2 separate regions of the Homo sapiens genome follow, and region 1 is linked to region 2. The links are chromatin loops, found by intact Hi-C in ENCODE. Cell type or tissue: mammary epithelial cell. All regions are shown on one strand. Each heading gives the region's core, and the rest is flanking DNA. Links, peaks and the distances in the headings are about the cores only.

The links. Hi-C counts contacts between places; a loop is a spot of excess contacts. Peaks named below come from ENCODE experiments on the same cell type or tissue, not always from the same donor. Only the 100,000 strongest peaks of a DNase experiment are listed, where the experiment ranks them.
Region 1: a loop joins it to region 2, with 9 times the contacts of the local background. A loop is called at or near these places in 1 of 110 quality-filtered maps.

Annotation. Positions count from the first base shown.
Region 1 is chr1:195,996,779-196,008,160 of GRCh38, forward strand. No RefSeq gene overlaps it. Among named protein-coding and RNA genes, the nearest start is that of LINC01724, 86 kb to the right of the region's middle. RefSeq lists an enhancer at 5,955-6,455. In mammary epithelial cell, for the core only: no CTCF peak of the experiment used is centred there; DNase peaks (open chromatin) are centred at 5,713 and 6,353; H3K27ac peaks cover 561 bases.
Region 2 is chr1:195,935,267-195,946,648 of GRCh38, forward strand. No RefSeq gene overlaps it. Among named protein-coding and RNA genes, the nearest start is that of LINC01724, 150 kb to the right of the region's middle. In mammary epithelial cell, for the core only: a CTCF peak has its summit at 4,785 (motif pointing right); no DNase peak of the experiment used is centred there.

The DNA.
Region 1 (11,382 bases), core at 3,990-8,989, 63 kb after region 2:
ACCATAGTAACTCTTATTGTTTTAAAATTGCACGGTTTATCAGTAAAATGGTATAGTGGAAATAGCATGAGCCTTGAAACCAATTAGACCATAAATGTGAATCCCATGTTACCTCCCATCAGGATGTATGATGATAGAAAACTTATTTCACTTTATGATCCTCATTGTAAAATTAAGATAGAAATAAATGTCCTAATAATGTTGCTATAGAATTTTAAAACATAATAAACTTAAGGGTCTTATATATTGTGGATATTAAATAAATGAGAGTTTCACTGTTTCTATTTCATTGACAGGTAGATGCTGATGCAGGATAAAACTGAGGAAAATGGATATTGTGTCTGTTTTTACTGGCGTTTATACCCCATATAGTGTGTTTTCCTTTGCGTGATCATCAGATTTACAATAGAAGAATGTATGCTTTTAATTATAAACAATTTTGTTATTAATGGGTAAAGTTGGTTTGAATTTGGGAGTGTGATTTGTAGTGTAGTGTAGTGTAGCAGTGAATTGGCTTGGGCTTTTTAGTGGCAGCTGATAAAATTCGTAGCTTTACCTAGTTAGCTGCACAAAGAGAATTGCCATATTTTCCTTTTAAGACAGCTTGATGTAGCAGTTACAAACTTACTATTGCCAGAAATATTATCTCTCACCTGACTAGAGAAATAACAGCTCTTGACAACTCAAAAAAGCTATAAGCTCCTAAAATGAGTTCCAATTATTTTATCCTTTGTCAGGTGTGGATTTCATGTGGCCAGAAAATGTATTTCTTTACCAAAGCCCAAATATGAAGAAACATAGTCTGTATCATGTGGGACTGCCAAAACTCCAGGAGAAAAATCTACCTTTCTGGCTTGAAGAACTAGAAAGGAGAGTTTAGGGTAACCATAGCCAGTCTAATGAAGAATGGGAACTCTAGAAAAGAGAGACAGATGGTAAAATCTAAAATATGTCAAACTCCATAAAAACAGATATCCCAATAGTAATATTTGTAACCATAGTAAAATGTTAATTTGATATCATTTATAGTTTACAAAGCACTATTACATACTCAAGTTAATCCTCATTAGAAATTGTAAAGTGCTTAAAAGATTTTTTAACAGAGCAAGACTCAGTGTTTAATAAACTTGCCCAAAATAAAAGAAAGTGATGTACATGAGTACCAAAAGCAGATTATCTAGTTTCAAGTTTTCTGTTCTTTTTGCTTTGATTCAGAGTTTGACTATGCGGATCTTAGGTGGGGCCCAGACTTTCACATTTTAAAATAAAAAAATTAAAAAAGAATATAAATATAAAATATATATTATACAAATAGATTTTTTAAAAGGTGCGGCCTAGTCAACAGGCATAGTTGGAAGACAAAAACAGATTTTGAGAGGGAGTGGTTTGACTCATACAGCTCTTGGATAAGGAATCCAGTGAGGATGGAATGGGTGATATTCATTGAGAGGAAGAGGAGTGATTGCAGAGGACAAGCCTATTACTGGCAAAAGGTGCCCGCTATAATTCCTGCATTTTATTGGCAAACCCCTCCTTCTGCATTTTAAGTTATTTATAATGTGTCAGGCTGTGGTGGTTAATACAGAGTGTCAACTTGATTCGATTGAAGGATGCAAAGTGTTGTCCTGGGTGTGTCTGCGAGGGTTAGACTAACATTTGAGTCAGTGGACTGGGAGAGGCAGACCTACCCTCAATCTGGGTACCATCTAATGAGCTGCCAGAGCAGCTAGAATGAAAGCAGGCAGAACGTGGAAGGACTAGACTGTCTGAGTCTTCTGGCCTCCATCTTTCACCTGTGCTGGATGTTTCCTGCCCTCGAACATCAAGTTCTTCAGGTTTTGGACTCCTGAACTTATATCAGTGATTTGCCAGAGGTTCCTGGGCCTTCGGCCACAGACTGAAAGCTACATCATCAGCTTCCCTACTTTTGAGGTTTGGGGATGTTTACTGGCTTCCTGGTTCCTCAGCCTACAGACAGTCTATTATAGGACTTCACCTTGTGATTGTGTGAGTCAATTCTCCCAATAAGCTCCCTTTCATATATTCATCTATCCTTTTAGTTCTGACTCTTCAGAGAACCCTGACTAATGCAGATTTTGGTACCAGGAGTGGTTCTAGATAAACAGAATTTTAACGATGGATTTCTTTAGTTAGTTTTGGGGTTTCTGGACTTGGCTGCTTAATATGATTAGACCTAAGAATGCTAGAACTCTACTTCTAACAGTATGGAGAACACTGATAGTCCTTAGTGTGAACTGTTTAGAAAGTCAACGCAAAATAAATGCATTTAATACTCTTGATTCACCACTCACAGGAGGCGGTACATTCCTCATTTGGGTGTGTTACTCAGGCCATTTATCAAGTGACCCAAATGGCTGCCAGTTTTGAGTGGAGTCCAGAACAGGAGAAGGCCCTGCAACAGGTCCAAGCTGTTGTGCAAGCTGCTCTGCCACTTGGGCCATATGACTCAGCAGATCCAATGGTGTTTGAGGTGTCAGTGACAGATGGGGATGCTGTTTGGAACCTTTGGAGCCTTTGGCTGGCCTTCACAGCAGAGGCCTCTAGGATATTGGAGCAAGTTCCTGCCATCTTCTGCAGATAACTACTCTCCTTTTGAGGGATAGCTTTTGGCCTGTTACTGGATTTCAGTAGAAACTAAATGTTTGACTATGGGTCATCAAGTCACCATGTGACCTGAACTGTCTATCATGAACTGGGTGCTTTCTGACCCAACAAGCCATAAAGTGGGGAATGCACAGCAGCATTTCATCCATAAAATGGAAGTGGTATATATGTGATTGGTCTCAAGCAGGTCCTGAGGGCACAAGTAAGTTACTTGAGGAAGTGGCTCAGGTGCCCATGGTCCCCACTCCTGCTGCCCTGCCTTCTCTCCCCTAGCCTGCACTAATGGCTTCATGGGGAGTTCCCTATGATCAGTTGACAGAGGAAGAGAAGAAAAGGGCCTACCCCAAAGTGGACAGCTGCAGCACTACAGCCCATTTCTAGGACATCCCTGAAGGACAGTGGTGAAGGAAAATACTCCCAGTGGGCAGAACTTTGAGCAGTGCACCTGGTTGTGCACTTTGCCTGGAAGGAGAAATGGCCAGATATGTGATTATATACTGATTCATGGGCTGTAGCCAGTCATTTGGCTAGATGGTGAGGGATTTAGAAGAAGCATGATTGGAAAAATGGTAACAAAGAAATTTGGGGAAGAGATATGTGGATGGGCATATCTGAGTGATCAAAAACTGTGAACACATTTGTGTCTCATGTGAGTGCTCACCAAAGGGTGACCTCAGCAGAGGAGGATTTTAATAACCAAGTGGATAGGATGACCTGTTCTGTGGACAAAAACTCAGCCTCTTTCCCCAGCCACCTCTGTCATTGCCCAGTGGGTCCATGAACAAATGGCCATGGTGGCAGGGATGGAGGTTACGCATAGGTTCAGCAACATGGACTTCCACTCACCAAGGCTGACCTGGCTATGGCCACTGCTGAGTGCCCAGTTTGCCAGTAGCAAAGACCAACACTGAAGTGGTTGGTTTGTTCCTCAATAAGGCACCATTCCTTGGGTAGATCAGCCAGCTGCCTGGTGGCGGCTTGATTATATTGGACCTCTTCCATCATGGAAAGGGCAGAGGTTTGTCCTCACCCAAATAGACATTTACTGTGGATATGGATTTGCCTATACTATACTCAATGCTTCTGCCAAGACTACTATCCGTGGACTCACGAAATGCCTTCTACACCTTCATGCTATTTCATACAGCATTGCTTCTGACCAAGGCAGTCATACTTTACAACCAAAGGAGTGTGGCAGTGGGCTCATGCTCACGGAATTATTGGTCGTACCATGTTCCCTATCCTCCTGAAGCAGCTGGATTGATAAAATGGTGGAATGGCCTTTTGAAGTCACAATTACAATTCCAACTAGGTAACAATCCTTTGCAGGGCTGGGGCAAAATTCTCCAGAAGTTTGTGTATGTTCTGAATCAGCATCCAATATATAGTACTGTTTCTTCCAGAACCAGGATTCATGGGTTCAGTAATCAAGGGGTAGAAGTGGAAGTGGCACCATTCACCATCACCCCTAGTGACCCACAAGCAAAATTTTTGCTTCCTGTTTCTGTGACATTACATCCTGCTGGTATAGAGGTCTTAGTTCCAGAGGGAAAAATGCTGCCACCAGGAGACACAACTGTGATTTCATTAAACTGGAAGTTATGATTGCCACCTAGTCACTTTGGGATCCTCCTACCTCTAAGTCAACAGGCTCAGAAGACAGTTACGGTGTTGGCTGGGGTGACTGACCCAGACTATCAAAACGAAATCAGTCTACTACTCCACAATAGATGTAAGAAAGAGTATGTGTGGAATACAGGAGATCCCTTAGGGCATCTCTTAGTATTACCATGCCCTCTGATTAAGGTCAATGGGAAATTACAACAACCCAATCAAGGCAGCACTACAAATGGCCCAGACCCTTCAGGAATGAAGGTTTGGGTTACTCCACTAGGTGAAAAACCATGATCTGCAGAGGTGCTTGCTGAAGGCAAAGGCAGTACAGAATGAGTAGTAGAAGGTAGTCATCAGTACCAGCTATGACCACGTGACCAGTTGCAGAAACGAGGATGGTAATTGTCATGAGTATTTCCTCCTTATTTTGTTAAGAACATGTTTGTGCATGTATGCACTTGAGCTAAGAAAATATCTACATTTTATTTCCTTTCCTTTTTCTTTATCATATGACATAAGATTTATTGACTTCATATCAACATTTAAGTGTTGTTAACTTTACGTAATAGCATTTAGGTTAAAGATTAGTGTGCTTCTGGTTGTACGAAGGATAGCTGGATTATGTTAGGCATAATTATGACCTTATTATTGTCTTTATTTGAAGATTATATCTATAATTTCAGGAGATGTGTATGGGTTCAAGTTGACAAGGGATGGACTTGTGATGATTAACATTAGGTGTCAACTTGATTGGATTGAAGGATGCAAAGTATTGTTCCTGAGTGTGTCTGTGAGCGTGTTGACAAAGGAGACTAACATTTGAGTCAGTGGACTGGGAGAGGCAGACCCACTCTCAATCTGGTTGGGCCCAATCTAATGAGCTGCCAGTGCAGCCAGAATACAAATAGGCAGAATGTGGAAGGCCTAGGCTGTCTGAATTGTCTGGCCTCCATCTTTCTCCTGTGCTGGATGCTTCCTTCCCTTGAACATCAGACTCCAAGTTCTTCAGGCATTGCGGGATCTGACCAGCAGCCCGCAATGCAACGGGGCTCTCTCTTTGTTCCCAGGTGGATCGGCAGGTTGAGAAATAATAGACACACGCAAGATAGTGAAAGCTGGGTCCAGGGGGGTCACCACCTTCTGGTCCCATAGTGCCAACGATGCACTGGATATACCAGCATTTATTATTAAGTTTAGTGAGGGTGGGTTTCGGTTAGTGAGGGATTTAGGGTCATTTGATTATGAGGTGAGATGGTCACATGGCGATGAAGTAATTCTTTAACATAACATTTGTATGTAGAAGTACAGTACATTTGTATGTAGAAGTACAGTATACAGAGATAAGAATTTACAATATAGTGTGTGCGTCACCTTAGAACCTTAAAACAGAAACACAATCTTGCCATAACCTATGATTAGCAAGATATTAATCAGCAGTAATAATTGCAACAAAGGGTGGTTACAAACAATCCATGGAAACAGGCCGTGAAGCTAGACAACCGGTTAGACCAGAAATTCTAAGGGAGTATGCCTTAACCCTAAAGAGGCCTAGAAGAGCCATGGCAAGATGAGGGCCTTTATAGCCCTATCTTATCCATATGGACAGGCACCCCCCATGCGTCCTTTTACAGGCTCTCCACAAGGGTTGCATTCCATTCCCAGAGCTATGAACATCTGCTTTTCTGGGATAGGAATCTTGGTGATGTGAAACCTCCCTGACTGCACGTGCATTCATAGGCTCTCTGCAGGGGGAAGCACATCACATGCTGTTGGCTTGTTCTGGCAGTCCAACCTGGCGTTGTCTTTACACAATCCTGCATGCAATTTTGTATTTACAGTAATCAGGAGCATTTCATCTTTTATTCCATAGCAATAGTTTCAGGGGATCTCCCTACATTCAGGTTTTGGACCCTTGGACTTACACCAGTGCTTTGTCAGGGGCTCTCAGGCCTTTGGCCACAGACTGAGGGTTGCACTGTTAGCTTCTCTACTTTTGAGGTTTTGGGACTTGGAGTGGCTTCCTGGCTCCTCAGCTTGCAGACAGCCTATTGTGACACTTCGCCTTGTGATGGTGTGAGTCACTTTTCCTAATACACTCCCCTTCATGTATTCACCTATCCTATTAGTTCTGTTCCATTAGAGAACGCTGACTAATATGCAGGTCTAACACCCAGAGTCTACATACCTTTCATCTACTAGTGCTCAAGACAACCTATCCGTGTCAGTGTCACAAGCTCTATAAGCAAATCTGTACTGCAGACACATTAAGTAATTTGAACAAGGATCACGGGCAAGTAGTATCTTAAATTCAATGCTATTAGGCTCTATTCTAGTATGCCACGCTGTTATCCTAAACCAATCCTAACAGTTTAGCTATTTCTATGAAGGAAAATCCAAAATACAAAGATAATTTATTTTCCTTGAAGTCCTTTCAAAATATTTATTATAAATAGGTGGAGAAAATTTTTTTTTCTACATCTAGTTGATTCTTTTGGGGGAAACTTTTCTCAACCTCTGATTATACTAACATCTTAATATTACCTCTACCTTTACTCCAGTGTAAAAAAGGAATTAAAATATTCATTCCACAAACTTACTGTGATAAATATTAGATATGTGTACCTATAGTTTTTGTGCAGTAAAACTATCATTGCCTGTGATAGATTCTTATTTACCATGTTAATATTTGATTTTGAATGGTTTTGACTATCCAGGTAGAAAGTAATTGTTTATTTTGACATGAGTAATAATCACTGAGGTTTAAATATTGTATTTTTCTAAGGGGTGAATGTTGGAGAACCACACTAATTCATCAGGATTAAATTCTTGATGTTTTACTGCTGCGGAGTTTTAAAAGTGTTGTCTTTTGGCCATACTGAACCCCAACTATCAAAAGTTCTTATCTAAATTATTTACAGCTGTAAAGAAATTTCAGATCAATTATTAGTATTATCAAATATTTCTAAAAGAAAAGAATAGACCATCTGAACTAAATTTTTCATCTGAGATGTTCTCGTGGATAGGTTAAATATTCATTTTTGACCTTCTTAAAGATATCTTTACCTCTCACGGTTAATACTGGGTAATACTGAATAATAGGAAAAGATGTAAGATATCTCATTTATAGAATTTGCAGCACGATTCCAGTTTTCTAAAATGAAAATTATAATTCTCTAGTCTATTATAATCACAGGACTAGATCATGGAAACACTTAACATTACTGAACTTACATTCACAAGGTTAACTTTATATTTATGGGGGAACCTGCCCTGATATTCATGTAGGTTCTTTTCTATTTTTCCTTTGCATCAGCCGGCTTGAGAAATAAAGGGACAGAGTACAAAAGAGAGAAATTTTAAAGCTGGGCGTCCAGGGGAGAAATCACATGTCGGTAGGTTCCGTGATGCCCCACAAGCCACAAAAACCAGCAAGTTTTTATTAGAGATTTTCAAAAGGGGAGGAAGTGTGTGAATAGGTGTGGGTGACAGACATCAAGTACTTAACAGGGGGTAATAGAATATCACAAGGCAAGTGGAGGCAAGGTGAGATCACAGGACCACAGGTCCAAGGCAAAATTAAAATTGTTAATGAAGTTTCGGGCATCATTGTCATTGATAACACCTTAACAGGAGACAGGGTTTTGAGATCAACTGGTCTGACCAAAATTTATTAGGTGGGAATTTCCTCTTCCTAATAAGCCTGGGAGCGCTATGGAAGACTGGAGTCTATTTCATCTCTGCAGCCTCAACCATAAAAGACAGGCGCACCTGGGGGGGCTGTTTATAAGCCTATACCTCCAGGCGCATATTCTCTTTCTCAGGGATGTTCCATGCTGAGAAAAAGAATTCAGCGATATTTCTCCCATTTGCTTTTGAAAGAAGAGAAATATGGTTCTGTTCTGCCTGGCTCACTGGTGGTCAGAGTTTAAGGTTCTCTCTCTTATTCCCTGAACAATTGCTGTTATCCTGTTCTTTTTTCAAGGTGCCCACATTTCATATTGTTCAAACACACATGCTCTACAATTTGTGCAGTTAACACAATTATCACATGGTCCTGAGGCAATATACATCCTCCTCGGCTGACAGGATTAAGAGATTAAAGTAAAGACAGGCATAGGAAATCACAAGGGTATTGATTGGGGAAGTGATAAGTGTCCATGAAATCTTTACAATTTATGTTTAGAGATTGCAGTAAAGACAGGCATAAGAAATTATAAAAGTATTAATTTGGGGAACTAATAAATGTCCATAAAATCTTCACAATCCACATTCTTCTGCCATGGCTTCAGCCGGTCCCTCCGTTTGGGGTCCCTGACTTCCCGCAACTATATTTTTTCTTCTTTATAATATAATAACTATTTTAGTCCATAATATTATTTGAAAAAATACATATTCTGATAAAGTGACTTCAGGTTGTAGTATTAACTGGCCTAATAGCATTCTGAACTTGTCAGTGAGTAGTCATGTACTACTCTAAATCAAGTGAAATTACATTTCCAAGTATCCATTCACCACTGCTAAACTAATAGCCGGTCATTTCAATTCTGTTTATTAGTGAACAGAATTTTGTTCCTACTATTTTGAGTAGACCTCCTGTGGTTAATGAGTTTACATAAGCATCAATCATATCCTCTATCAAGTAGCCTAATGATGCTGAGAGGTAGTATCATTATGGTGCTAAATTGTCTTTTGTCTGATGGGAAGAATATTCTCTTCTAGTAATTATGTAAGAGATAGGTCATGAAAATTAGAAAGTTATATACAGAAAGTGTTATTTTAATTTTCCTTTAGCAAGAATGAACTGTCTTTTTTATCTCATTTTCCTCAATTCCTATCAGGGTATATCATGGCCCATGTTATTAAGTTCATGGTTCAATTTAGAAATGAGAAATGTGCTTTCAAGGTACTTTGAAGAATTATTCTTTTCTTACACTAAGTCTCATTTGTAAAACTTAAGTGGATCATATCTAATATCAAAACAATATTTTTACTTGGTTTACACATGTGAAAATGATTTCAGAACTGCAAAGCGCTATATAAATGGGCAGGCAATCAATGATAGTTTTAAATTTTACCTCACAAATAATTAAGGCCTATTAAAGAAAAACACCAAAATAATAATAATAAATCAAGATATTTATTAGAATCTCTCTATTTAATAGAGAGACTTCAGAAGAATAATATCAAAAAGAAAATGAATAGTTCAGGTTAGTATTTCTGGGGGATAATTATAATTGGAATTTAAGAATAGTTTATCTTCCTTTTAAAGTAAAGGAATCAAAACGATTCTGTTTTAAAATCCAATAAATTATGGAAGAATAGTGAGTCATTCTTGATACTCTCCCATTCCTTATATTTTATATCAAATAAACAATTACCAACTCTCATTAATCTTACCTCCTTCACACCTTTTAAATCATTGAGAGAGTCCTCTTAATCAAAACAATAACAATCCAATTATCACTATCATCTCTAATCTTTATTCATGCATCATTCTCCTGATGACATTTCTATCTTCATACATGCTCTCTCTTCCATATAGTCCCCCATTTCCCGAAGTTATCTTCTAAAGCGCAAAACTCATCTTGTCCTGGATTAAGAAGTTTCTGCTCGGCCGGGCGCGGTGGCTCAAGCCTGCAATCTCAGCACTTTGGGAGGCCGAGGCGGGCGGATCACGAGGTCAGAAGATTGAGACTATCCTGGCTAACATGGTGAAATCCTGTCTCTACTAAAAATACAAAAAATTAGCCGAGCGTGGTGGCGGGCGCCTGTACTCCCAGCTGCTCGGGAGGCTGAGGCAGGAGAATGGCGTGAACCTGGGAGGCGGAGCTTGCAGTCAGCCGAGATCAGGCCACTGCACTCCAGTCTGGGCGACAGAGCAAGACTCCCTCTCAAAAAAAAAAAAAAAAAAAAAAGAAGTTTCTGCTCCTACAGCAACCTTTGCTTACCATTATGATACTATTTATCACACAATAGTCATAGATTTATTATCTAGCTTACCACTGTAATTTTCTCAAAGGCAAAGTCAACATATTTTTCTGTGTATCTCCAGAGTGTGTTGCTATACTAGGAGCATATTCATGGTTGGATAAATTAGTTTGGAATAAATTCAATGGATCATGTAATTCCACCAAGCAAAGGCTATCAGATAGGTTCCCTCTTTTTCTTTCCTGTTAATTTTATTCATTTACAGACCGGGCATGGTGGCTCACATGTGTAATCCCAGCACTTTGGGAGGCCGAGGCAGGCAGATCACCTGAGGTCAGGGGTTCAAGACCAGCCTGGCCAAAATGGTGAAACCCTGTCTCTACTAAAAATACAAAAAAAAAAAAAAAAAAAAAGGTAGTCTGGAGTGGTGGTGCACGACTGTAATCCCAGCTACTCAGGGTGCTGAGGCAGGAGAACTGCTTGAACCCAGGAGGAGAGGATGCAGTGAGCCAGGACCGTGCCATTGCACTCCAGCCTGGGCAACAAGAATGCAACTCCATCTCAAAAAAAGAATAAAAAAAAATTGGAAGAAGAAAAAATGTGGCATCAGAACATTTTATTCCGTGTGTTAAATGGAACTCTGTCAAATGCTGTTGTCTAAAGAAGAAAATACACTGTAATGATAAAGTGTTTATTGTGTGTCAAGCACTCATCTTCATACTTAATGAAGTGAGGTATGAGAACCCCATTGGGTAGATATTGATACTATCATCTCCATTTTATAGAAGAAAATTAAGGTACAAATAGTTTCAGCAATTTACTGAAGGTCACATAGAAAGGGGCAGAATTGAAAAGATGAACTCACAAAATATAGGTTTAGCATCTTTAGGTTTAACCATCCTATAATGTCTCAATTTCTGAGGCACCATGTACACATTCAGGGAATAACAAACACGTACCCTCTCTTTAGTCTCCTTACTACAAATGCCCTTTGAACTTGTGTAGTTAAATATTTGTTAACTGGCTATCCTTCAATTTCTACTACTTCAGCCACAGACTATTTGTGTAATAGCCATTGTTAAATTTACCTTATTTAAGTCATTAAGCAAATAATAATATTGTGTAAATAGTGACTATAAACTTCTGGTTATTCTCTTTCTTATGTTTATTTTTTAAATGTATGTGGCCCAGACTTCTAAAGGAACTTCAAATACA
Region 2 (11,382 bases), core at 2,033-7,032:
TGCTGTTGTCCGAAAATAAGCCTCCCTGTATAGCTCCAAATGTTCCCTGCTACTAAGGGAACAGACTTGATTTTCCACTTATCTTTTAATGACTTCCTGCAGGCAAAAACCTGGAGCCAAAATTCTACTGACATCTGTTTGTTGGTATGGGTCTTATTTAGAACCCCAGTACTAGGTAATTATTCATTATTTGTTGGCGCTAGGATCGTGCAGCACATAATGTTTTGCAACAGTTAAGCTATAATAAATAAAGGAATAAACAGAACTCTTCTTCTAAATACTCGTTTATATACAGCATCAACAAAACAAACAGGAGAGCTTCCAACAATTTATTGCTAGATAGTCACTGCTTAAAGTTCACATTTATCATGAACAAATACAAAGAAAGAAAACTGTTAGCTTTTTCATTTTAAATCAAGGCTGAGATTTTAATGATCAAGGGCACTTTATATTGTAATTTATGTTAATATGTAAGTCATCCTGAGGAGTATTTTATTTTATCTTCCTAATATTTATTTTAGAGGCACTATGATTTCACTGAAGAAAAACGGGGTTTTGGAACCTTAGATCTGACACTAGAAATCTTAGGAAAATCAATGTTTCTAAACCTGTTTACTCATGTATTATATGGAAATAATAATATTTATCTCATAAGGTCATGGTGAATAATAAGCTAATAGACAAAGTATATGACATCATGATCTTAATAATTCTTTATTTTCTTCATTAAATTTTCTACTACTTGCTTTGAAGTATTTAGTTTTAAGCATAAATCAGTGCTGACCAAATAACGTGTAGAATTCCAAGACCACCCAATTTCAGTCAATTCAATTTCAAGATAGGTTTGTGGGCCATCTATATGATAGAAATATCAGCTATGCATTCACAATGTGACAGTGATCCAAATACGAATCCTGTTTATGGCAGGCTAAAAAACATCCCCCAAAGATATCAGGACCTAATCCTCAGAGCCTGTGAATATTAGTGTATATGACAAAAATATGTGATTAAGTTAAAGATTCTGAGATGGGTCGGTTATCCTGGACTGTGCAGGTGGGCCCTAATGCAGTCACTTGTGTCTTTATAAGAGACAGTGGGCGAGTTGATAGAAATGGGAACAGATGATAGACATAGACACACAGAGGAGAAGGCTCTGTGTTCACGGAGGCAGAGACTGGCGTAACATGGCTGCATGTCAAGGAGTGCTGGCAGCCACCAGGAACTGGAATAGACAAGAATCACACTCTCTTCTGGGGTCTCCAGAGGGATCAGAGCCCTGCTGACATCTTGATTTCGGTCTGGCAAAAAAGATTTTTGAGCTTCTGATGCCCAGTACTGTAAGAGAGTATATTTCCTTTGTTTTACATCATCAAGTTTGTGGTAATTCTTTGGAGGAAGTCTCCAGAAACTAATGCAGTATTGTTCAGTATTTTATAGATAAATGGGATTGACTAGAAAATGATCCATGATATGGGAGGGGATAAACCCTACATGACCAAAGTGTAAGAGGATCATAAGGGACTAACTGTTGAGTCACAAATGATCATAAACGTGATATCTGCAGGGGCACTGAAGGTTGTATAGAGTTCACAGGAATGGCAAAGAATGGGAAAAAATGTATTACATACATTAAGGAAAAAGATGGCTAAAAAGTAAAATAAGCACTAGTGTTGATTTTTTTCTTTTTTTAATGTGAACTTCTTCCACTAGGATGGAGGAATTGTGTGATGAGAAATTAGACTTTGAAGTCCAATAGTAGAGGACATAAGGTAAATGTTTTCTGGTAATTGGAGTGATGCGACTACATGAACAAGTGTGTGAGCAAATAGAAATACATTAAGCTGAAGAAATCACAACTGATAGACCAATGTTCCTTAACTTTAACATTTAAACCTTGTTCATTACAGAGAGGCCTTAATAATTGTTTTTATGTAATATATCTGCCCTAAAAAAGGAAAGTAACTTGTCAGATCAAGGGTACCCTGTGGGGCTCAAAGTGGAATGGGATGCAGGCTGGTATAGGGTACAGAATCTAAGTATGATGCATAATGGAGGTCCTAAAAGAATGCAAAGCAGAGAAGTTGAAAAGAGAGACATACATCCCTTGGCAAGATCTGGTAAGAGTTCCAAAGACTCCCAAGTATGAAGAAATTGAAGGAGCATCAAAACCACATTGTTTTAGATGTATATATTAACAATAGTTTTGTTGATGGTTTTACTATGTGGTGAATATGAATGGGTGATCATATTCTTAAATTAACTGTTTACTTAATTTATGTTTATTTCATTACTTTGTGTATGGTTTTCTGTATGTGAAGTGAACATTTGTGTTACTTTCCTGGAGTACAAATAAGTAGTCGTTAGATTAAAGAAGAAAAAAAATATATATTTTTTGAGATGGAGTCTCACTCTGTTGCTCAGGCTGGAGTGCAGTGGCATGATCTCAGCTCACTGCAACCTCTGTCTCCCGGGTTCAAGCAATTCCCTGCCTCAGGCTCCCGAGTAGCTGTGATTACAGGCACCCGCCACCACGTCCAGCTAATTTTTGTGTTTTTAGCAGAGACGGGCTTTCTCCATCTTGGCAAGGCTTGTCTTGAATGCCTGACCTCGTGATCCACCTACCTCGGCCTCCCAAAGTGCTGGGATTACAGGCGTGAGCCACCGCGCCCAGCCAGAAAAAAAATGTTTCTAAGAAAATAGTCGAAGAATATGTATATATATACATATATATATGTACGTAGAGAGAACATTTTTTAATTCCGGCATATGTAAATTGGTGGGTATTATCATTTTCATAGTATCTCAACGAACTTTATTTCCTTCTAAATTTGAAGGAGCTTATGCATGCAGAGGATAGAGTGTCTACAAAGACACTGACACATGTATACACATAGCCTTTTGGGAAAAAGTATAGATACTAGTGCCTGAATATTGGGTGAGTGGCCACAGTAAGAACAGAAAAAGACTCAACAGATGATTTGCAGCAATATCAAGATCTTATAAGGTAAGCTAAAGTGTTTAGGAGCAATATAATAGGATTAATTAAGGGAGGAAAAAAAACTGGAGACACAGTAATCATATAAGGCAAAGTAACCTAAAAGTAGGAAATAATTTTAAACAAGAAAAAAATGCAAGCTTAAACTAGAATAATAACAATGCCACACACATACAAAGTCATATTTAGTGTACAGGACTCATTTTGCAGATCCTGTGGAATGACAAAATGGGGCAGTAAATTAATATCTTCCTTTTTTTCTCTCATTATGGTTTATGGTTTAATTATTAAGATAGTACTTAGATCTTCAGATTTGGCTATGTCAAAGATTTGTAATAATATTGGCTTTATATTTAATATTTTAAACTCAGTAATATGCCAATAAACAAATCTGAATGTTACCTTATGCAATGAAAAAATGGAAAGCTTTAAATTTTCTCATCAAGGTATATAGGATTTTCCAAAATAAAAGCAGACATTCTCAAGAAATAGTGTTCCCTGCAATAGTTAGCAGAGACATCAGAAATTGTATTTCATTATAATCCAATCCAAGTTAAAATGAAAAGTCTGTCACTTCAAAAATCAAGAGGACAGTAAAAACATGTAAGTAAAGTTAGTCAAATGTTTGAGACTATTAACATTGATATTGAATAAAACTTTGTATGAAGGAAAATATTTCAAATAAACTTGATTATTGATCTGGAACAATAGTAACAAAGAAACAAAAAAGTGTGTGTTTTCCTCACAACAGCTGGGTTTAAATTAATAAATGTATAACCTAAAATTCATTATTTTCCAATTTTTAAAACATTTTACTGATTTAAATATACGGTATAGGCAATAGCTGTATAAAAATCATTAAAATTAGACAAGACTGTTACCAATTACAGTAACTGGCAGAAAAAACAATTGGCTCTGGAAGTTAAAAATGTTGCCTAAAAGGAGTTATGTGTAGGCCATTTTAAATAACTAGTCAGAGAAAAAAATTATTTTTCATTTTTCACAAAAGTTTGAGGTAGAAAATGCTGTATGTATTGAGTTTGGCTAATAATAATTTGTTTTACCCTTTTGGAAAAGTATTTTAAATGCCTCAGCCAATAAAGTTTGGAGTTAATTTTTTTATTTTAAGATACCATCTGTATAGCTACATTTTTTATACCAGCTTTTAAAATATGTTGAAATTAAAATAGCAGTTTTCATATTGGAGGGTTTTAATACCTTCCTAAACATGATAGTTTTCAACTATTAATCATATTATCATATGATAATATTAAAATGTGAAAGTATCCATGAGGTAGACCAAGGGTAAATCAAAATGTGAAGATATTTTTAGTTTTAACTGTCCAAAGGCAATTATAAACAACTTTCCAGTGAAAGTGAAAATCATGCCAGTTGTTTTAATAGTGTACTTTATGTATAAATAATAGAGGGATATTGCCAAATATTCTCTATTCTTCAGTTTCACAATTGAAATGGCATTTGTGCAAGAGAAATATCAACATCCCTAAGAGTTTTTGTGGCCTTGCTGTGTTTACTTCAAACCAAAAATCTCTGCTGTATACTCCTAAGCTCACAACAGCATCCTCAAATGCTATTTGTTTTACATGCGTTTAACTGGGTAACATAATGTCCAAATAAAGTTGATTAAATCAAAGAAGTTGATACTTTCCTAGGAAAAATAAGTCGAAGGGTAGCTTTTGGTTTGGCCCTTGAATAGCATCAAAGTTGCTAGTTCCTCTCTTCCACTCTGCTATCGCAGGGCATCAGGAAGTTTTCCCTCTTGGTCACAAGGTGGAGGCAAATGCTTAAAGCTTCACAACAATGACCAAAACCAGGAGTCTCTGTAGCAAAGGGGCCCTCTTCATATTTCTTTTTTCAAGAGCCCTTTTTTGTTGTTGTTTGTTAGAACTGGGCCACATGGCTAGCTGAATGCAAGTCTGGGGAAAAGATTGTTTGGGTATTTAGACTCTACTGTGGAAGACAAAGCTCTGCCAATAGAGAAGATTGTTGCAGTGATTAGCCATTGAGGACATAACTAAGCAAAACTACCATCATTACCATAGGCTCACTAAAGTCTTCCATGACCAAATGTATTTGAGAAACACTGGGTTAAACAAATTCAACAGGTTTCTTTACTGTGTGCTCTCAAATCTCACTAAAGACTTTGCGTTATCAGTCTCCAACAACAACAAAAAAATATGTTCCTTTTTCCATGTTAACTTTATTATAGCACCAAAATATTTTTATCTCATCAAATAAGATTAGAGGTCCTCACAAGCAGACTTTCAAAAATGCTGAAATAAGCTCATACTTCACTGGAAAAAAATCATAAAAAATGTAAAATTTCAAAGTAAATTTCATTTGCTTCCAAGGGACAGAGATCCACTCAATGTAAAATGAGAATAGGGAATAATTAAGGGGTATTAAGATATTTGCAAAACACAATTGAAAGATTTGAGGACTAGGAAAAAATGAGAATGAGGCAGCTACTCTTTTCTAATTCTCAAGCTCAGATTCTCCTTCTGGTTCTTTTGAGAGACATAAATTACACATAGATTAATTTATAGGCTGCCAATTAATCATATAGATGAATTATATAGATTATATATAATCTATAGGCTTCTTTTTAGTTATCCAAAATATGGACAGTTATGTTTCTTTCCCCTCTGTGACTTAGAGGGGAAAATATCTTTCCAAAGTCTTCCTAAGATTGGGTTTAACAGATCCATTTCCTATTTTGTAGTGTTAAAGCTGTTCTTATCAGATTCTAGATGACAAGCCTACTTCAATGCCTATCTGTCTGTTTTGTCTTTCTACCATTCTCCCTGTATCTCAGTCTGCCTTTTTGGTGTGTCATGAACAGAGAGCAATCACTCTCCACTTGAGGTCATTGAACATAGTTTTCTTTTTCTACTAAAACTTTGACTTTTATTTTTTTCGGCTGATGATTGTTAAAAAGAGTCAGATTCATCTGAGAAAAGATATATGTCTGGCCAGCAACTTGTGGTGGGATAATTTAGAGTATCAGGACAAGTTTTCTAGAGGCTCCTTTGTAAGGACACATTACCTGTTGACAGTCGAGGTGGATGCAGAGGAGCCTATGCTCTGAAAAAATTAGGAAAAAGTAATAGGAAGATATTTTTCTGGTTGTAAAATAGGATAGGTGCCCATTTGACAGATTTCTAAGGTGCAGTAAAATACAAAATTAGCTATTCCTAGTCAGATGGAGAAAGCACATAGTCATTTTTCTATGTTTCTAACCACTGAGTTTCAAACTCAGAGAGTGTGTAGAAACAAAGAAAATTTCTTGGGGAGTTTCACCATACAAAAAGATCATAGGGTGGGGAAAAAGTCAGTTAACTGAATGTGATTCCTGCAAATAAGATTATTTAAAAGATAAAGAAGAATAGAAAACTTCTAAGAAGAGTATGGAAAACTAACATTGTATAAATTTAGAAAACTGAATGATTAATTTGTTAAAAATGTGAACTAAAGCATAAGAAGAATATAGTGGATATATAACTTTAGTTTCCCCACATTGTACTTTTTTTTTTTTTTCAGTTAGTTCCTTCATTCAACACTATACCCAACTAGATATAGACATGCTCTTCAGAAACTTACAGTCTAGAGAACTGAGAGTCTTAAGGATCTAAAGATATAGGTTAAATGCTGCTTTAAGACCCCATGCTGAGTGCTTCACAAAGACTGCAACAGAAGCTGTCATACTTTACCCCATAAGTGGAATGAAGAGATCAGACATAACATTATCAAAGCTAAATCTTCTGACATTGGAATATGCCTTTAAACATTCACAGCTCAAAGCCACGAAGGCCAACTACTTCAGAAACCTTAGGAAAACCCTAGTATATGAAGTTACATTTTTTTCTCTACCATCATTCTCTGGTTTCTTATTCTGCTTTCAACCTCCTTTCTGTTTCTGAGACATGCCAAGTATATTCTCATCGCTGAATTTTTTTTGTCTTTTTTTTCAATAGGATTTTATTCTTAAACTTAAGCATTGTAATAGTTACTGAAATATGGCTTGAAACCTATTTCTGTGTCCTTCAAGCCCACCCACTCCACACCCCCAAGACACACACAATGGCCCTAATCTCAATCATCATCTTCTTTTTATTCTACTCCTAGCATTTCCCCTTCTTATATACAATATTTTGGAGCTAGACCCTATATCTTTGAATCTCTTGTCATATGTTTCAGCATGGCACTTTCTTCCAAAGGAGAAAACATATTACATTAATCCTAGCATTTTCCCTCCAATATTTTGGAACAAAACCTATATCTTTGAATCACTTGTCATATGTTTCAGCATGGCTCTTTCATCCAAAGAAGAAAACACATTACGTAAGAAAAATGAAATACCATTGAGCATAGTTTTTGGAATGTATTGGCTATGGTCTGAATGAAAGCATTCAGACAATAAATATATTTGCCCTTCACACATAAAGGCTTTGTGCCCCAAAATTTATGTATTGAAACCTAGTAATCAATGTGATAGCACTGGCAGGGTATGGCCTTTGGGTAGTGATTGGTTCATTAGGACAGAGCCCTTATGAACAGAATATACCCTTATAAAGGAAAGGAAATTAGGGTTTTCTGTTGAAGAACTATTAGAGTGACTATAAAGAGTGATTTGTTCTTTTGCTCAAGAGCAGTAAACAAAATTCAATTTTTATATTATTTTTGGTGACTAATGCAAGCAGATAGAATTGGAAAACACACACTGAGATGCTTTCTGTCCACACTGGACTGAAAAGCCTGTATAACCATCAATAATACTCAAGAAGTATTAAACAGGTGTGCAATCATACACCTCATTTTGCATATGCCCTTGAAATCCGGTGGTAAGAACTGGAACGTAATTGTTGTCTAGTTAAGTATACGTACACATCTGCACATGATTACTTCTAACAAAACTAGAGGGAGAAGTGGGAGAGTGAGACTGATGACAATAGAGAAAATGTTATATGAGGACACAATGAGAAAGCAGCTGTCTGCAATCCGAAGAGAAAGGCCTCACAAGAAACCAACCCTGCTGGCACATTAATCTTGGACTTCCAACCTCTAGAATGGTGAAAGCATTAATTTCCGTTGTTTAAGCCACCCAGTCTGAGGTATTGTGTTCTAGCAGTCCAACCGGACTAATATGAGTCCTGAGAGCAAAATGATCCTAATCGGCAGACATTCAGTGTGGAGACAGACTTAGGAATAGGCTCAGAGGATGAGCTAACAGTGGATCAAGCTTCAGTATGAGGCTCTGACTGGGAAGGCTTGCACATTCTTAGTTGTCCAATTACTAGCACTAACAGTCTAAATAAAGTGATTCTGCTGAAAAAAACTATCACTCAGGTCTGGATACTATCGTAAAAATAATCTTATTACTAGTGGCCCAAGCCATTGATATAAAATATCATCTTAAAAAAGATGAATACACGAAGAAGGTAACTTTTCTATATATGTCAGAAAGAATGGTGAGCCTTGGACTTGGGTGATTAATACCTCCAGTCATTATCATCAGTACAGTAACATCTCATTACACAGGAGTTTTGGAGAAAGTACTCTGCAAAGAGCCAGGCATTCATGTTGATGTGACAACACATATGTGCATAGACTGGTGAAGCCTATGATGCAAATTGGAAATATGCAACAAATAATTTTTATTTGGCATAATATTCTGAAGGTAACTAGTAAAATTATATTCTTTACTGATATCATTAATAATTATATTTTAATGGACATATTTTAGTAATTCTTCAAGAAGTATCCAATGAAAGTCAAATTTTTGAAGACAGATGATGTGGGGCTAGAGATGGAGAAACTATTACGTAAATTAGTTAGCTCTTCATTTTAATTCCCAGAGCATTTTACACTTAAAACATGCATAACTAATCAATGTACCCTCAAGGTAACATTTCCAACTTGGTATGAAGAAAAAATACTAGGAAAAGAAAGCCCCATTTTTGTTAACAAAGCTATTTGCTGAATTAAATGAGTAATACTTAGAAAACATATCTATAAATGTCAGAAATTTGATTTTTAAATACTATAAAGCTGCATTTAGCCTAAATTTGCTGTCATAAATCATGTCATATCAAATACATCAGTTTTTTAGATAAAAGAATCTATATACTTCTATATTATTGACTCTATATATGTACTACCTTAATTATTTGGCATTTAAGACTTCAAATAATTTCTTTAATTAAATTATTGACATTAGTTAAGATTCTTAGACATCTTGTAATGAGTTTTTGAAGACAAGTGTAATGAAGACCAAAAGTATTAACTACGTTTTCCAAGACTACAAAGGTATTTGAGCCATAACATACTGATGATCCTGAAAGGCCAGTGAGGCTCTTGAGATTTCTGGAAATGTATCTTTTACTCTATCAAGATCCTAAATCTATATTGAGATTTTGACATTACTATACTTTATGGGAAAAATTGCAAAGCTTTTTATACTTATAGTCACCTTCTCTAGGGTCCATTTTGAGAGGACTTTATATGAATACTGAATCCTTAAAGTCAAGAACTGTCTATTCTACTTCTTCATACTCTCAGAACATAGTATATAGTCTATTATACCAAGTGTGCTCAATAAATATTAGGTTAGTGCAAACTTAGTTGTGATTTTTGCCATGTAATTGCGGCCTTTGCCATTAAAAGTAATGGCAAAAATGACAATTAATTTTGTATCAACCTAATATTAGGAAAAGAATAAATGAGCATCATGAAGTTCCTTGCCAGTCACTTTTTCCCAGAAAAGAAGAACCATCTTCCCATGGAATTCCTCCCCTAGTGAGAATGGAAGCACAGTTAGACTAGGGATTAGTATACACTGCCAAGAAGTACAGCACTTCATAATTACAGATAAGCCAAATGATAATAATATGTAAAATGGTAAAATTCAAATCATTAATATCTTCTATGCACTTTCTTCTTATAAACATTGTTGGAAAATTAGGGAGGAATGCATGGGTGTTCAGAGGATTTAAAAAGTTTCACCTTGCTATGAGAATTAATTATAATTTATATATCAATCTGAATTGATAATATATAAGGTACAGCTGACCTTTCCCTTTCTCTAAATGCTTGTGTTTTCTTTCAAATGCAGATTTTTGCAAATACAATTAAAGAGATTGCTTAAATCTTCAACTTCATATTAATCAAAATAAGAAATTATGTACCTAAGATGGTTAGAAAGAGAAGACAAACTTCCAGTTAGTTTATTATTACATTTTGCCCTTTGAAATATTAACAGCCAATTGCTTAGCTTATTTAGAGGAATGATCACATTTCAAATAGATTATATTGAATATGAATATTTACATTATATTATCTGAAACATCTAATTTTTAACAAATGTACAGATTCTCAGATTCTGAGTCCTTGAAAGTGAGATTTAAAAGTCTGTAATTTAATTAACTACCCAGGATTCAGACCTGCTGCTGCTGGGGCAGCTCAGGCACCCTTTATTCCTGTTCCCCTCCTTCAACACCTTTTAGTACCACTATTTTGAAGCAGAAAACATAAACCTTGAAAATGAGCCAAGGAAACAGTTAGTATACTGTGCTGGAAATGCTAATGGGATAAGGAAAGGGATTATAAATACATTTAAACTGAGACAAGCAGTATCTTGGCCTCTCCTCTGAGGATATTGTCTTCTTTCGAATTTATTCCTCTCCTCTTTGTATTGATTCTTTTTAATTTTGTCCATCATGCAACTGGTACAAGAATACAAGTCTCAGGCTAGCTACCATTTTGAAAAAATGATCTTTGAATTTTGTAGGACAAAGTGGGGCCTCTAAGAAAGGACGTCTCAGACTGCAAAATATTTTCTTTTCTAGAAATTATGGAGAAATATTTTCTTTTCTGTCTGGGTTCATCTGAATGTAATTCTTCCCCACTCATTTATTCACTTACTCAGTTAGCAAGTATTTATCCAGTTGCAACCACATGCCAGGCAGTGTAATAAACACTATTGAACAGGCTCTAACAGTGTTCACAGAACCTACGCTCATAGAGCTTATGTCCCATGGCAAGAGTAGACAATAAACAAATAAGTAGACCTACCATAATTGAAGATTCCTGTGAGGAAAGAATATCATCAGGTAAATTGGGATTTAGGGCTTCTGCTGGAGTAAGGGATCAGGGGTAATGTTTTGGGCAGGTGGTCAGAGAAGATCTCTGATAGAAGATTTAAAAAAGAAAAAGAACAAGTCACAATGCTATCTGGGGAAACAGCAGTCCAGGTAGAAGCCACAGTATTTAAAATCTGAATTTGGAGAGTGTTTGCTCAGCTAAGCATGAGCTAGGCCAGTGCAGCTATGCTGGAGAGAAAAAGGGACATATGACAGGAAAACATGTCA